Linked DNA regions of Homo sapiens: regions 1, 2, 4 and 5 are each linked to region 3. The links are chromatin contacts, found by Hi-C or POLR2A ChIA-PET in ENCODE. All regions are on one chromosome and are shown on one strand. Each heading gives the region's core, a stretch centred on a gene start or an enhancer-like site at or near the end of the contact. The rest is flanking DNA. Distances are from core to core; before and after follow the strand shown. Region 1 holds the start of TSNAX-DT (TSNAX divergent transcript). Region 2 holds the start of LGALS8-AS1 (LGALS8 antisense RNA 1). Region 3 holds the start of COA6 (cytochrome c oxidase assembly factor 6). Region 4 holds the start of HEATR1 (HEAT repeat containing 1). Region 5 holds the start of MTR (5-methyltetrahydrofolate-homocysteine methyltransferase).

What was found. Hi-C counts contacts between places; a loop is a spot of excess contacts on that map. ChIA-PET counts read pairs that join two places held with the same protein, here RNA polymerase II (POLR2A). Pooled maps may share reads with other maps.
Region 1: a map of CD8-positive, alpha-beta T cell shows a loop between it and region 3 (11-fold over the local background). The contact joins the promoter of TSNAX-DT here to the promoter of COA6 in region 3. A Hi-C loop is called at or near these places in 2 of 168 maps with a recorded cell type or tissue (CD8-positive, alpha-beta T cell and gastrocnemius medialis), 1 of 37 single-sample maps with no recorded cell type and 11 of 50 pooled maps.
Region 2: a map of B cell shows a loop between it and region 3 (8-fold over the local background). The contact joins the promoter of LGALS8-AS1 here to the promoter of COA6 in region 3. A Hi-C loop is called at or near these places in 2 of 168 maps with a recorded cell type or tissue (B cell and naive thymus-derived CD4-positive, alpha-beta T cell) and 7 of 50 pooled maps.
Region 4: a loop to region 3 is called in a pooled map, with 15 times the contacts of the local background. The contact joins the promoter of HEATR1 here to the promoter of COA6 in region 3. A Hi-C loop is called at or near these places in 9 of 50 pooled maps. POLR2A ChIA-PET finds 5 or more read pairs at or near these places in 2 of 52 experiments (A549 and HEK293).
Region 5: a loop to region 3 is called in a map of B cell, with 25 times the contacts of the local background. The contact joins the promoter of MTR here to the promoter of COA6 in region 3. A Hi-C loop is called at or near these places in 8 of 168 maps with a recorded cell type or tissue (B cell, CD4-positive, alpha-beta T cell, CD4-positive, alpha-beta memory T cell and 4 more), 3 of 37 single-sample maps with no recorded cell type and 16 of 50 pooled maps. POLR2A ChIA-PET finds 5 or more read pairs at or near these places in 2 of 52 experiments (CD4-positive, alpha-beta memory T cell and CD8-positive, alpha-beta memory T cell).

The regions. Positions count from the first base shown.
Region 1 is chr1:231,527,110-231,529,809 of GRCh38, forward strand. TSNAX-DT (TSNAX divergent transcript) reads right to left here and starts at 1,447. Exons shown (of 3, transcript NR_173106.1): 1 at 1,311-1,447; 2 at 229-306. It overlaps TSNAX (translin associated factor X), which reads left to right and starts at 1,560. Exons shown (of 6, transcript NM_005999.3): 1 at 1,560-1,717; 2 at 2,146-2,250. The coding sequence starts at 1,702. It overlaps TSNAX-DISC1 (TSNAX-DISC1 readthrough (NMD candidate)), which reads left to right and starts at 1,544. Exons shown (of 16, transcript NR_028393.1): 1 at 1,544-1,717; 2 at 2,146-2,250. RefSeq lists enhancers at 827-1,648, 1,117-2,316.
Region 2 is chr1:236,523,195-236,525,942 of GRCh38, forward strand. It overlaps LGALS8-AS1 (LGALS8 antisense RNA 1), which reads right to left and starts at 1,314. Exons shown (of 1, transcript NR_034040.1): 1 at 1-1,314. It overlaps LGALS8 (galectin 8), which reads left to right and starts at 788. Exons shown (of 10, transcript NM_201544.4): 1 at 788-867. RefSeq lists a silencer at 1,081-1,130.
Region 3 is chr1:234,372,006-234,374,705 of GRCh38, forward strand. It overlaps COA6 (cytochrome c oxidase assembly factor 6), which reads left to right and starts at 1,451. Exons shown (of 3, transcript NM_001206641.3): 1 at 1,451-1,673; 2 at 2,225-2,384. The coding sequence starts at 1,462. It overlaps COA6-AS1 (COA6 antisense RNA 1), which reads right to left and starts at 1,588. Exons shown (of 2, transcript NR_125961.1): 1 at 1,418-1,588; 2 at 802-1,205. RefSeq lists enhancers at 639-1,463, 1,285-1,834.
Region 4 is chr1:236,603,245-236,605,944 of GRCh38, forward strand. HEATR1 (HEAT repeat containing 1) reads right to left here and starts at 1,272. Exons shown (of 45, transcript NM_018072.6): 1 at 1,178-1,272; 2 at 710-883; 3 at 1-132. The coding sequence starts at 851. RefSeq lists an enhancer at 1,213-1,472.
Region 5 is chr1:236,793,742-236,796,583 of GRCh38, forward strand. MTR (5-methyltetrahydrofolate-homocysteine methyltransferase) reads left to right here and starts at 1,551. Exons shown (of 33, transcript NM_000254.3): 1 at 1,551-1,996. The coding sequence starts at 1,963. RefSeq lists enhancers at 1,577-1,866, 1,967-2,156.

The DNA.
Region 1 (2,700 bases), core at 197-2,696, 2.8 Mb before region 3:
TATCAGAGCTGTCTTTTATTCTTTTTGGCATGGTCAAGTCATTTCTAATCAGAGTAGGGGGAATACTGGTAGATCAGACGTCACTCAAACTCATGAGAATTATCTGTTTAACATCCACAAAGCAAGTAGCCCAACAAGCAAGGTCCCCAGGAGCCTACTTTATCCTCAAGGAATCTGCTTAGTCAATTGACGTATTCACAGGGCTGGAGAGGTATGAGTGGTGGTTACCTTCGTGCCAGAGCAGAACATGCCTTGTAGTTACTGCCATATTCTAGCCAAGTTACTCCATTTACTGTTCCTTTGTTCCTAAATTAACAAGGAGAAAAGACTGTGTGTTCAACACATGACCACAATAGAGAGGTTATTTAGAGAAAGCTTAAAATGTACTTGTGTTTTCTGTACTAGGCCTAGGGCACCCCAGTTATGAAGCCTTGGCCTGAGTTTCTCTCTAGACGGTGCTGAATTGCCATCTAGTTACCTATTCTGACACCAGGAACATGATTCTTCAACAAACATTGACGGAAGCTTACATGGGACCGGATCACAGCGCTGAGAAGCACTGGGGCTAAGGGGCGGCACAAAGTCTAGATATGGTGGCAGCACCTGCTCATAATGAAATGCCCACAGTTTAGTGGAACACAGCTGCTATTACTCACCTGTCTATCATTTTGTTTGGGAGAGCCCTGGTGGGAGAGGAGTATGGTATTTAATATTTAATTGAGCAGTTATATGTGAAAGAGCGTTTTCACGAGACTTAACTCCTTTCATCCTCAAATAACCCTACAAGGCGGGTACTATTCTATCCCTATGTTACAGATAAGGAAACTGAGGCAGAGAAGTTGCGTGCTTCATCAAGGTCACACAACCACTCCGTGGAGGCAAGTTGAACACAGGCTGTCCGGCTTCTGAGAGCCAGTGGAGAGGAGGGAGACGGTGGGAGACGGGCAGGGGGAAAAGGTGGAAGTAGACCCGAAGGGCAGGCTTGATCTTCATAAGAGAAAACAGTACTAACACCATCCACTGATTGACTCGCATATTTCCATCACTTAAAGCTCCTGGCGTCACTGCCAGGAATGGAAAGTTAAAAAACTCCCAGCTCTGTAAGGTTCTGCCTGGATCCTGAAAAAAACCTTCCCACATGCCCCGAGGAAACTCGAGGGCTCGCTTCTTTCTCACATCCCTGGCCCGGGGCACCGGAGGTCCCGCTCCGGCGGAGGAACTACAACCCCCACAGCACCGCGCGCGAAGCTGGGCCCCCCTGAGGGAAGGGTAAGGTGTCCCGAAGGTGCCTTCAGAAAAAAATTACGTACGTTTTTCGTCGCTTTCCCACGATCACACAGATCTCAGGTCCAGGAGGACGCATCGTCTTTTTAGTAACAGTGCATGCTGTGAGGCTTGTAGAGTCGCCTCTCTCTTCAGGCGCAGCAGAGGGCGGCCGCAATAGTACGCTCGCGCGGCGGTGGCGGGTGGTGGTCCTTGGACCACGCGGTGGGCGGAGCCAGCGGCGACGGCCTCCCCTCCCCTCCGGACGCAGGCCGGAAGTACGTGAGAGGAGACTTCCGGCCACTGCGTTGTAGTCGGCCCGGCTGCAAAGCGTTTTTCTGCAGGCTGTTTTCCCAGGTTCCCTCGGCCTGTACCTCGCGCACTCCTCTTGCTCCAGGTCCTTCAGTCTCCGCTCGTCTCACCGTAGGCTGTGACGACATGAGCAACAAAGAAGGTGGCGTCCTTAACAACACGGGGCGTTATTTATCCGGAGGGGGAGGTTCTCCAGTCTTTCTATGCAGTTTTCCCCTTTTCACCCTTGAAGGATGCCTTCGTCCCTTGTAGACTCGGGGGCGGCCCCTCTGTTTCTCTCCCCGGCCAGATCGGCCCTGTTTACACCTCCTTTTTTCTTAAATTTTTGAGGTGTGATTTTATCCTAGTTCAGTAATTGCTGTAATGCCAGATCATAGCACCAGTTGGTGGAAACTTGGATGATTTGCTTGGAAAGGCCTGGGCAGCGTCTCTGTCAGTCTGCGGAGAAAGCCTCTAAGGCGAGGGCCCTGTGGGTATCTGGTTTTAAAGCAAGGAGTAGGTTTGTCTATGTTGTGTTTTGCAAACTCTTGGTGATGGAAGATCCCTCTCTTTTTTTCTTCTCTATATAAGGATCAGGAGGGTTCAGGAAAAGGAAGCATGACAATTTCCCACATAACCAAAGAAGAGAAGGGAAGGATGTTAATTCATCTTCACCCGTGATGTTGGCCTTTAAATGTAAGTTCTCTGCAATGTAAGTTGAAGAAGGGGAGAGAACAAAATTATTTAGCCATGGTTATGCGCAAGAAAACAGTCCCTAAGAATTTAATGTGAAACTTTAGCTGGAGGTTTTGTGATGGCGCTAGATGTACCCTAAAAGTCTGGATTACAAAGGCCTTCACTTTTATGTCCCATTAAGAGAAATATTAGTAATCAGGTAAACATGACTTAAACACAAGAAACAGTAAACATTAATTAATATTTGACATGTCACATACTCAAGAATTGTGTACCTGATAATATTTACTCATCTGTTATATGCTAAAATATATTTTCATTTAGTGTGTATTTGTTTCCTCTACTAGACTTGAAGACAGGGACGGTATCTTTGTTTTAACTGTAACACTTAGCACAGAGTGGGAGCTTGTATCTATTAGTGAATCTCGCATATCTATATACACATATTTT
Region 2 (2,748 bases), core at 64-2,563, 2.2 Mb after region 3:
AGGCACAGAATTGTGCTCCATACTGCTTAAACTGTTCCCTAAGTGTCCAATTTGGAGAAAACACCCACACGCAGGATAACTGGCGAGTGACGCGGAGTGGCTGCGAGTCCAAGTTATCACTAACGGATGGGGAGCTTGGGCTGGGCACAGTCCAGCGTACTGAACCCTTCCCCCACCGTTTCACCTGCATACAGAGGTGTGTACTGTCAAAAAGCAGCGCCTCCAAGTCTCTTCTGGCACTGTCTGGACTTGGATCCGAGGCAGACGAGGAAGCTGAGAAAACCCTGGCGTTGACCCCGTGGACCTGGGCGCCCCGGGAAGGCCAGCGCTTGGTCCAGGCAGGCGGGGCCTGTGCGGTGACCACCCTGGTCCTGAAAAGTCCCAGCCCCGAGCGCCCTCCCTCCTAGACCTGGAGGCCTGGAACAGCCAGGTGGACGTCGGCCCACCTTTCTTTTCTTTCCTTCCCATTTTCCTACCACCTCCCACCCCACTCCGCCTTCCGGGCAAAGGCAGCCAGATCCACCCAGGACACATTCTTTGTCCTTATCCCTCTGTGCTCGTCCCACAGCAAGCCAGTCGCGGTCCAAGGCTCCAGAGGCTGTGCAGGAGGCCGAGCTGGGTGGCGATCAGCGGCGGGTCCCTGTCCAAAACCCAGCAGAGCCGCCAGGGACGCCCCAGACACAGAAGGCGGGGCGCGGGGAGGGTGGGGAGACCACAGCAGTGAGGCGCGCGAGCCGGGAAGTGAACGAGGACTGACTCCTGTCGCTTCCCGTAGCCGCCCACGGACGCCAGAGCCGGGAACCCTGACGGCACTTAGCTGCTGACAAACAACCTGCTCCGTGGAGCGCCTGAAACACCAGTCTTTGGGTGAGTCGCGCGACCCCCGGCCTCGGGTGGCGGGGCAGTCGCTAGAGGCGTGGCTGCTCTGAGGGTCTCGCCAGTGGAGGATGGCATTCGGATGTCACGGCTCCTAAATCACCATTTGATGGGTGGGACAGTGTCCAGTCCACCCCGACCCGCCGGTCCTCACCGCGGCAGAGCCGGGGCTGGGTGGCGGGGACGCTGCCTCTGCAGGCGAGGCGCTCCGGGGCATAAGGGATTATCAGGAGTCGCGGCCTTTCTTGGACATCCCTGGCTGGGGTCAGGCTGTTTGCCCTGGGGTGTCTCCTCGCTGCAAACCCACCCCACCTGGGCTGCTTTCTCACCTGTTCCCTCCTAGCCTGAGGCCGAGCGCCACCTCCAAGTGGAGGAATCTGGGGAAGTTTCCTTCCCGGAATTTGTAGTGACAGTGGAGTGACCTCCATTGCGTTCCCTGCCTCTAACACGCTCTTTAGGATGCCGAGTCATTTGACTGCAGTGTTAAACATTGCAAAGCGCAAGTCATGTGACTTCCTTTGACCGTACGTGAAACTTAAGTGATGGCTGCTTGTGATGCATACGAAGTGTTCATGCTGGCGGGACCTGTCCCTGGGGATACTTCGGGGGTTGCGTGATTTAATGCAAGCAGATGGCTTAAATTGGGTCACTGGCTTGTTATTATACATGTGTATGGCAACTCGGCATCCATTCTTTTTGCTCTTGTTCTTACTTCCTGAATTGAGTCACGGAGCCAGAGTTTTGAGGTTTTGACTAACGAATTAAGTTAATGACATGGGGCTATATTTAGGTGGTAAACCAAGAGGGATACAGTTTTTTTTCTTAATAAAGAAAAAGTGATAGATTTGATCGGTGTGTATTGTTGGTGTGCAGTATAATGACAGAATTGCTGGAAGTAAAATACAGGAAGCTCTGGTTTCATTTCCCCTTTAGTTCTGCTTAAAGTCGAGTTTTTCCTGGAGCTATTAAATGTAGTGTAGTGTCCATGAGTGCTTTTATCTTAAAAAATGTGGCTGATGCTTTCCAACACTCCCCTGCCCTGTGATTATTATTTTTTTAAGCAACAGAGAAAACCGTATCTTAATAGTATTAAAAGTATTGGATTTTTCCCTACTTTGATTTGTTTAAATTGGAGGAGGAAGAGCAATTCTTTCTATTCACAATAATAATAGCTAACATAGCGCTTACTCTTTCGCTGTTTTATTAACTCAATCCTCAGAACAAACCAATGATGTGAATACTGTAATTCTCATTTTATGGAAATGAAAATCTAAATGAATACCTCTGGTAATTGTACGGGACTGTTTGATTAGTATTTACCATTAATTAATTAAATTTTTTTTTTTTTTTGAGATGGAGTCTCGTTCTGTTGCCCAGGCTGGAGTGCAGTGGCACAATCTCGGCTCACTTCAACCTCCGTCTCCCAGGTTCAAGCAATTCTCCTGTCTCAGCCTCCTGAGTAGCTGGGACTACAGGTGCATGCCACTACGTCTGGCTAATTTTTGTATTTTTAGTAGGGATGGGATTTCACCATATTGGTCAGGCTGGTCTCTAACTCCTGAACCTCAGGTGATCCACCCGCCTTGGCCTCCCAAAGTGCTGGGATTACAGGTGTGAGCCACCATGCCTGGCCTATTTTAGTATTTTTAATAATAAATTCCATGTTAGAAATTTTCTACTGATGTATTTTTTAAGTCAATATTTCCTACACTCACAATCCAAAATTATTTAGTATATGAGCACACTGGTAAGAATGGGAGGCAGATCGTTGATTGTAATAATATTCTATTATTTGGTAAATATCAGTAACATAATATATAATTTAAATTTTAAAATAGGATATGAAGAAAAATGCTACATGCTTACTTTTCT
Region 3 (2,700 bases), core at 201-2,700:
TTTTACAGTTCTTTATTGATTTCTATCTTAAATGCACTGTAGTAAAAAATGACAATTATTTCAATTTTCAAAATTTCTTGAGTTGCTTTATAACTAAGTATGTGGTTGACTGTGGTGATGTGTCTGCTTTCAAAAAACTGTACATTCTGATTTTGGTCGTGTTGTTCTGTACATATTAATTGCGTCATTTTTACATCATGTTATTCACGTTTCCTATATCCTTAACTTTTCTCTTGCTAGTCTTAACGATTAGTGAGAAAGTCCTGTTAAAATTACCCAATATGACCAGGCATTTTTTTTCTTTGTAATTCTGTCACTTCACTTTGTTTCATATGTATTTTTCATTAGGTACTTATAAATTTTAAATTTAAAACACATTTCCTTTTTAGACTCAGAAGTCATCTAAGACTCTTTCCTTTCATTCCTTTTATATCCCATCAGTCATATTTAAAAGATATCTATATGTAAACTGACGTCAATAGACATGATGTAAAAGAAGGGGGTGGCTCTGGTAAAGCTAAAGTAACTCCACTATGAGAGTGCATTAACTATGGGGGAAATACTTTCTATATTGCAGAACACATATTTGGTGGTACGTAGCCTCACATCGCCACCCGGAAAAGTCTGCATATATTGAATTTGGAATGGATCAAACTGCACTGAGTGCAAAATTGTAAATTGCATCTTATATAAATGTTTTAGAACTAGATGATGGAGCAGATGGGATCTATTAAGAGAACGGGGTGCCAGATGACTGACCATAAACATGCTTTTTAATAAAGACTCTGCTGAGAGATTAACTCATATATTTTCTAAAATTTTTATTTCTTGTTCATTTTGTTTCTAAGATATTCACTCACATATTAAAAATAACAACGTCTCAAAACATTTGAAGCAACTCTCTTCATCCCTTTTAAAAATACCTTGCTGTTTCGGGGGTTAAAAAAAGCCACAAGGGAGATTAAAACAATACAAATATTTATTTTCCCAACTCCCCTGCCATGGGTTCTGGGACGTCACCGCCTCTTTCTGGGGCCCGTTTCATCCTTTTCTTTTAATCCAAGAAGCGATGGTGTTGTGCGCCTGTAGTCCCAGCTACCTGGGAGGCAGGCTGAGGTGGGAGGATCTTTTGGGTCCAGGATTTTGAGGCTGCAGTAAGCCGTGTTCTCACCACTGCACTCGAGACTGGGCGGAAGAGCGAGACACTGTATCAAAAACAAAACAAAACAAAACGAGAAGGCATCGCGGCTCTGTAACACTCCGTCCAGCTCTCGCACTCTCAGATGCAAACTTCCACACAAACTCCTCGGCTCGCCTTGTCCCGCGGGACTAGCATATCAAGCCTTCCGGGACACACCGTGCGATGATATATACGTATATACCCCTCTTGCCCTTGAAGGCCGGAAGTCGGTCTTACAGATAAAAGCGAAACAGGAAGTCCCGCCCCTCTATGGAAAGTAAATGGTAGCTCGGAAGGGTCAAAAGAGTCCGCGGTTTCGCCGCGTGAGTTGCTTTTTGCGGCTGGGGAGGTCTACGCTTCTAGAGCTTGAGCCAGCGGGGCGACCCTGCAGTGGCAGGACTCGGCACCGCGCCCTCCACCGCCGGTTGGTGGCCTGCGTGACAGTTTCCTCCCGTCGACATCGAAAGGAAGCCGGACGTGGGCGGGCAGAGAGGTCGGCTTGCTGATGGGTCCGGGTGGGGCGCGCGTGGACTATGGGCCCGGGAGGTCCCTTACTGTCCCCGAGCCGCGGGTTCCTCTTGTGCAAAACGGGGTGGCACTCCAATCGCCTGCTTGGTGATTGTGGCCCCCACACACCTGTTTCTACAGCGCTTAGGTTCGAACAGTAACCCTGTAAACTAGGCACTGCTGTCCCCGCTTTACTGGTGGGAAACGGGCTCGGAGAGAATAAATGAGCTGCCCTAAGCGACTGGGACAGAACCACAGTTCTCAGCCGGGCTTTCTGAGCCCACGCTGCCGCCCCAGCAGGGATCAAATCACACAGTGTGAGATAAGCCTCAAGAGCGGGTGGCCTTATGCTGCCACTGAGAACTGATTGGGTTCAGTTGCCTCATCAAAATCCCTAAGCATGGTTTTGTTTTGTTTTTGTTTTTTTTTTTTTTTTTAGTTTTAAAGGAAGAGGAGATTGACGGTTTTCCTCTTTCCTTATCTTCTCTTCAGATTACAAAGTTCATTGTTAATCTCAAATATTATTTTGGCCAACAGCTTCATCGCAGTAGGAATGGCAGCCCCATCTATGAAGGAAAGACAGGTCTGCTGGGGGGCCCGGGATGAGTACTGGAAGTGTTTAGATGAGAACTTAGAGGATGCTTCTCAATGCAAGAAGTTAAGAAGCTCTTTCGAATCAAGTTGTCCCCAACAGTGGGTAAGTCACACTTTGATGTGTTTCTCTTCCCTGTTAAGATACATCGAGCTTATACTGTGAGTGGTAGGCTGACATGAAGCGCTCTCTGAGGCATGTCAATTAACAGTTTCTTTGAGGCGCAGAGAAAACCTTGCCTGGTAATTCAGCCTTATTTGACGCACTTACATCAGCTAGATCTTTGGAGAATGTCAACTGACACATTAAAGAGCATCGAAAAACACAACAAACATATGAACAGTAACCAAAAAATTCCAGTTCATTTCACTGGTAGACTTTTCCAGGATCTTCTGAAGGGGTAGTATTTAATCTTGGGCAG
Region 4 (2,700 bases), core at 22-2,521, 2.2 Mb after region 3:
CATCCAACTGTTTGTTTACTGCTTTGGTCTGAACACTTCGCTCCAAGGTTTTTGCTAGCTGACTGAACAACGGTGCTTCAAACTGCTCAAAGGAAGGATCAATTCCAAGCAACTCTTCCAGGCCAGTACATCCTAAATTTCAAAAAAGGCCAGTTTATTTAACAATTCTTCGTAAGCAAATTCATCCCACCCCTCTTTTACAGTTTTACTTACCCCTAAGAAGTTTCTGAATTCTTTAAGTACATATAATTTATAATACAGTCCCAAACACTGATTTCTAGTTTTCAACTTTTAGAGTAAATCCTATCTCATCTACTAGAACAGAAAGTACTTCGTGGCAGGGAACACTTTTTTTTTTTTTTTTTTGGATATCCCCTACAATAACTAGGCCAGTCCTCTGAGAGGACTTCTCCGTCACCCCAGTCACTGCCTCCATCCCCCTTTTAGCTGTTCTTCTCTTTGACATATTAGTTGACCTCTCTAATTTTGTTTCTTCATCTGTGAAATCCAGATACCTCTACTCATAAACATTTCAAGCACCAAGCACCTGACTGTTATGTTCTCTTTCCCTTAAAAATATACATCAACATGCTAGAAACTGCTAAGGAAGAGGACGGGACAGAAGAGAAAACAAGGGGAAAAAAAAAAAACAGTAACATCCAGAAAACAAACGCTTCCAAGAGCTTTTCTAAGTTAAAAGATGGCTCACCAATGGCGAAGGCGGTGTCCCTGTCGATTGTGGCCGCTTCCTTAGGGTCAAATAACAAAGAAGCAACTTCATCTCTAGATAAGAGGCTGGCATCACTTTGAGGGAGGGCGAGTCGTTGCAGCTGCTGGGCTAAGGACGTCATCTTTCACGCCAGCGGAGTTTTAATGACACGGGCTAAAAAAACGTAAGCACTTTGATAAGTTTCTACGAAATTATAAGGCGCCTCGTAAACAAACAATTCTCTTCTGCACTCAGCACCGTCATGGACACACAACGCGGGTGTCCTGAGATTTGTGGACCCCGGAGATGCAAAGACGATGGCAGCAGCGTTAACAACTAATTACAGTAGCGGCGACCGCGCCAAGGCTTTCCTTCAACCCTGATTCCGCAGATATCCGGAAAACTCTTACCCTCCCTCGATATGCCGCCCCCATCCGCAGCCACATCAAGCGGCTCTGTGCCGCTTACCTGGAACTGGGAATTTGGGTATATCTTGGAAGGCAACAACTCTTCACAGCGCTTCCCACATGGTACCAAGGAGCCCAACCCTCACCCGGAAACCTAAGGCATGCTGTAGAGCAACTTCCTGCTGCAGGCGCTACGGCAAGTGAAGAGGTTCAAGCTTGCCGGGAATGCGACGAGACAGCTCCGCCTCCCGAGACGAAAGCCCGCCCCTCAGCCCGCCGGACTCAGGCTCAAGTCTGAGCTTCGCCTCTGTAGCTCCGGTTTAGCGGTCTGCTCTGCGGCTTGTGTCTGAAGCTTTCGGTCTCTGGATGGGCCTTCTGTGGGCTTTAAGGATCCGTAGCCAGAATCATTCATTCAGTAGTGATCCAGCCTTTACTAGGTGCCAGCAGCACCGCGTAGTGTTGAAAGCTATGGGTTGTGAAGTCACGTGGTTTGGGTTCAAATCCTGGCGCTGGCGCCTGTCGGCCGGGTTAACGCCACCAAATTATTTCATCTCTCCGAGCTTGTTACTCACTCTACAAAGTGGGAAGAGGCCGAGATTGTCGTGAAAGGAGCTTCTGCTCCTAGTGCAAACCGATCTATAAATGCTGGACTCCACCGCCCCAGAGCTTGGGGGAGATCTTGTCACTCCTCTATGTTTCCATTCCCGAGGGGTAAATGGCATATATTTTTTTCTTTCAAAACGAATCATAGTCAGGCGCGGCCTGTAATCCGAGCACTTTGGGAAGCTCAGGCGAGCTGATCACCTGAGGTCAGGAGTTCGGGACCAGCCTGGCCAACATAGCGAAACCCCGTCTCTACTAAAAATAAAAGAATTAGCCGGACGTGGTGGCGGGCGCCTGTAATCCCAGCTACTAGGAAAGCTGAGACAGAAGAATCGCTGGAACCCGGGAGTCGGAGGTTGCAGTGGGCCAAGATTGCACCACTGCACTCCACAGAGCGAGACTGTCTCAATAAATAAATTAATCGAATCCTGTTGAGGTATAATTTACAAACAATGGTTACACCCACGTCAGTGGAAGAGTTTGATGACTTTTAGCAAATGCATGTATAGGTGTAATGACCTCCCCAGTCAAAATGACAGTTTCCATCGCCCCTAAAAATTGTCTCTTGCCTGTTTGCGAAGATTCCCGCAACCACTGGTCTTGGCCTCACTACAGATAGTGTTGCGGAAGAGTATCCTTATGTATGAATATAGCTAATCTGTTTCCAAAACACCGGTATGCGCTAGAACTAGGATGAACTGACGTCTTCCAGACGAAGGAGTGAGATCTGATGCTCTGTCTTTTCTGGATGCATTAATTTCTCTGAAGAGCTCTGCGGGGCCAGGGGGTCAAGTCTTTCTGTAACCGTCTTCCCTGGAGAATGTCAGAAACACAGCTACAAATTTGGAGGCCCTGGTTGTCTATACCTCATGCAGATTCTCTCCCATTTACAAACAGAATCTTTTGTTGTTGGTTTGCTTTAAAAGCATTTAAAACAACCAAATATTTTCTTCAGTTATTAGTATTTCTACTGACTGTTAA
Region 5 (2,842 bases), core at 301-2,800, 2.4 Mb after region 3:
CTTTTTTTTTTTTTTTTAGACAGGTGCATCTTTACACAGTTAAATTTCACTACTTCTTTTTTTGCAGATAAAAACTCAGGAGTTGAGAAATGAATAAACATAATAATAAATATGAGAAAACCATCATGATTTATCAAGCCTGGATAAATAATTTAATAAGTTCAGCATAGAAGACCTTGCTTTTTTTTCTTTCCTCCTTTTCTTCTTCTTTTTTTTTAACTTATTTATTTCAATAGGTTTTTGGGGAGCAGGTGGTGTTTGGTTACATGAATAAGTTCTTTAGTGGTGATTTGAGAGTTTGGTGCACCCATCACCTAGGCAGTGGACACTGCACCCAATGTGTAGTCGTTTATCCCTCACCTACTCTCACCCTAGCCCTTATAATCTTAAGATTTTTGGCTATTTAGGGCCATCTCATTCCTCCCTCCCTTCTTTGTTGCATTCTCTCTCACCTACTCCATTCCCCCCACCTTCCAAGTAAGACCATCTTTGGTAAGATGGTCTTGGTAAGAATGTGATACGCATTATAATAATTTTTCAAATCTTCAAAATTGAGGTATAATTACATACAATAAAATGAGAATGGCATGCAAATTTGTGCCTTTTTTAAAGCTTAGTAAATGTCATAATTTGGTTATAGTTTTTATTTTTCTGGATGCATTTGCTTTTCCTTACATCTACCATGCTCAGCCTTACAGAGATTTTTCTAGATGAATTTGCTTTTTCTCACATCTACCATGCTCGGCCTTACAGAGCTGCCCTTTATTTTAGAATTCCCTAAAGTGCTGTGTTGTACACAGGGAGCTTCTCCTGACTGGAACAACCTTACCTGGTACCACTCTTCCTTCAGGACCCAGATTCTTCTTTGAAACCTTTCCCTGGCCCCTTTGAATACTCTAGCTCTTTTAAAATGTATGTGGTTCTTTTTTCCCTGTTCAATTATTAATCTAACTAGGTTGTGAGTTCCTCCTCCAAGGACGTGAGGGTGCGATGTAGCTTGTCTGATTTTGCATTCCAAGTGTGTGCCCCAATGCCTGACACATAGTAGGTGCTCAATATATGTTTACTGTCAATAAGTTACAATTAACACCCCCATATGGTAATTCAGAGTTTTCATAGCGCGGTCAAACGATCTCATTTAACGCCTACTACAACCCTAAAAAATTCTAATTACTACCATCCTATCATTCTTGTTTGTAGAGTGTGGAGACTGAGAGGTTAACTGTCTTGCCCAGCGCAAGTCAACAGCAAAACGGAACTAAAATTTCAGGCTCGACACCACACAGCGTGTCGAGATCAGCACGAACTTGGCGCTGTGACTTTTCCTTAGAGGGGCCACTTAGGCTTACACTTCCGGATCCTGGGCACACAGAGACGCGAAAAGCTCCCGCGGGAAACTGGGGAGCGGGACTACATCTCCCAGAGAGCCCCGGGGCTAAACAGCAGGTGATTGGTTGATATTGACAGCCAATGCGGCTGCGAGGAGCTCGGGCAGACCAATCACAGGCCGGAAGGGGCGGGACCTCCCACGCCGAGGATAGATTGAGCGCAGAACTAACCGCGCTCTGAAAGGTTCTAAATGTCTGCGGGGCTCAGAGCCGGATGTCACGTCGTCCTCCTCTGCCGGTTTTCTCTTGGGTCCTTTTCCGTGCCGTCCCGCGACTCCGCCTCTGGCCGCGCGTGTCTGGCTGCTAGGCCGACACCAAGGACTGGCCGGGTACCCGGGAAGAAAGCACGTGCTCCAGCAGTTGCCGCGCCCAGCCCCGAGAGAGGCCCTAGGGCGCTGCGGGCTTTCGGGGTCCGCAGTCCCCCCGCGACGCGAGCCAACGGGAGGCGTCAAAAGACCCGGGCCTTGTGTGGCAGGCTCGCCTGGCGCTGGCTGGCGTGGCCCTTGGCCGTCGTCACCTGTGGAGAGCACGTCTTCTCTGCCGCGCCCTCTGCGCAAGGAGGAGACTCGACAACATGTCACCCGCGCTCCAAGACCTGTCGCAACCCGGTAACGCTGCGACCCCGTCTGCGTGGTTGGGTTGTGTTTCTTAACTCGTGCTGTGGCCTCCTAATCCCTGGGGCGATTCCCTTCTGCGGCGGGAGACGCCCGGCGGTGTTTCCCCGCGTGTGGGCGGCACCTTTAGAACTTAGCGCAGGAGCCCGGAGGGCTACGTGTTTTGCTCCACTCTTTGTCCGACCTTCACCTCTTTCTCCCCAGGCAAGCCATCAAAACCTGCAAAAAGCGTCCTCCCCTCGCCCCCGAAACACATTCTTAACGTCACAGTAACTAAACTTTCCAGTTCCACGCAGCATAAACCAGCTGGGCCCTCTGGAAGTTTTTTTTTTTGCATGGTGTGACGCTTATTCGTAAATATGTATTGCGCACCTACTGCGAAAGAAAGTTCAGGCGCGGAGAGACAGACGAGGAAACTCAGAGAACTATTTAAAACTACTACATGGAACTTTTTATTTTCTGCTTCTACGCACGCTGCTGCAAAACTGCAATATGCATAGACTCACTATGTTAAAATAGATGAGCAGACCCCACCTCCAGATACCGAAATGGGAGGTAGTAATTTCAAGCGATTCTGATGTTGGTGGCCCTGGGATCAACAGTGAGAAAAAGCTAGTTTAGCACGAGAACTGAACGTAATGTTAGCTTTATAACGAGCTCTAGATCTCTAAGGTCATGCCTGATTATAATTTGAGGACAAATACACCCGTAAAAACGGGTGAGGAGATGTAGAAACGAGAATTAGTGATAAGTACAAAACAGTAAATATCCTATCACATAGTGGGGATGTTTAGCTTCAGGAAGAGGGGGAATACTAAATTCGTAACGCACAAGGAAATT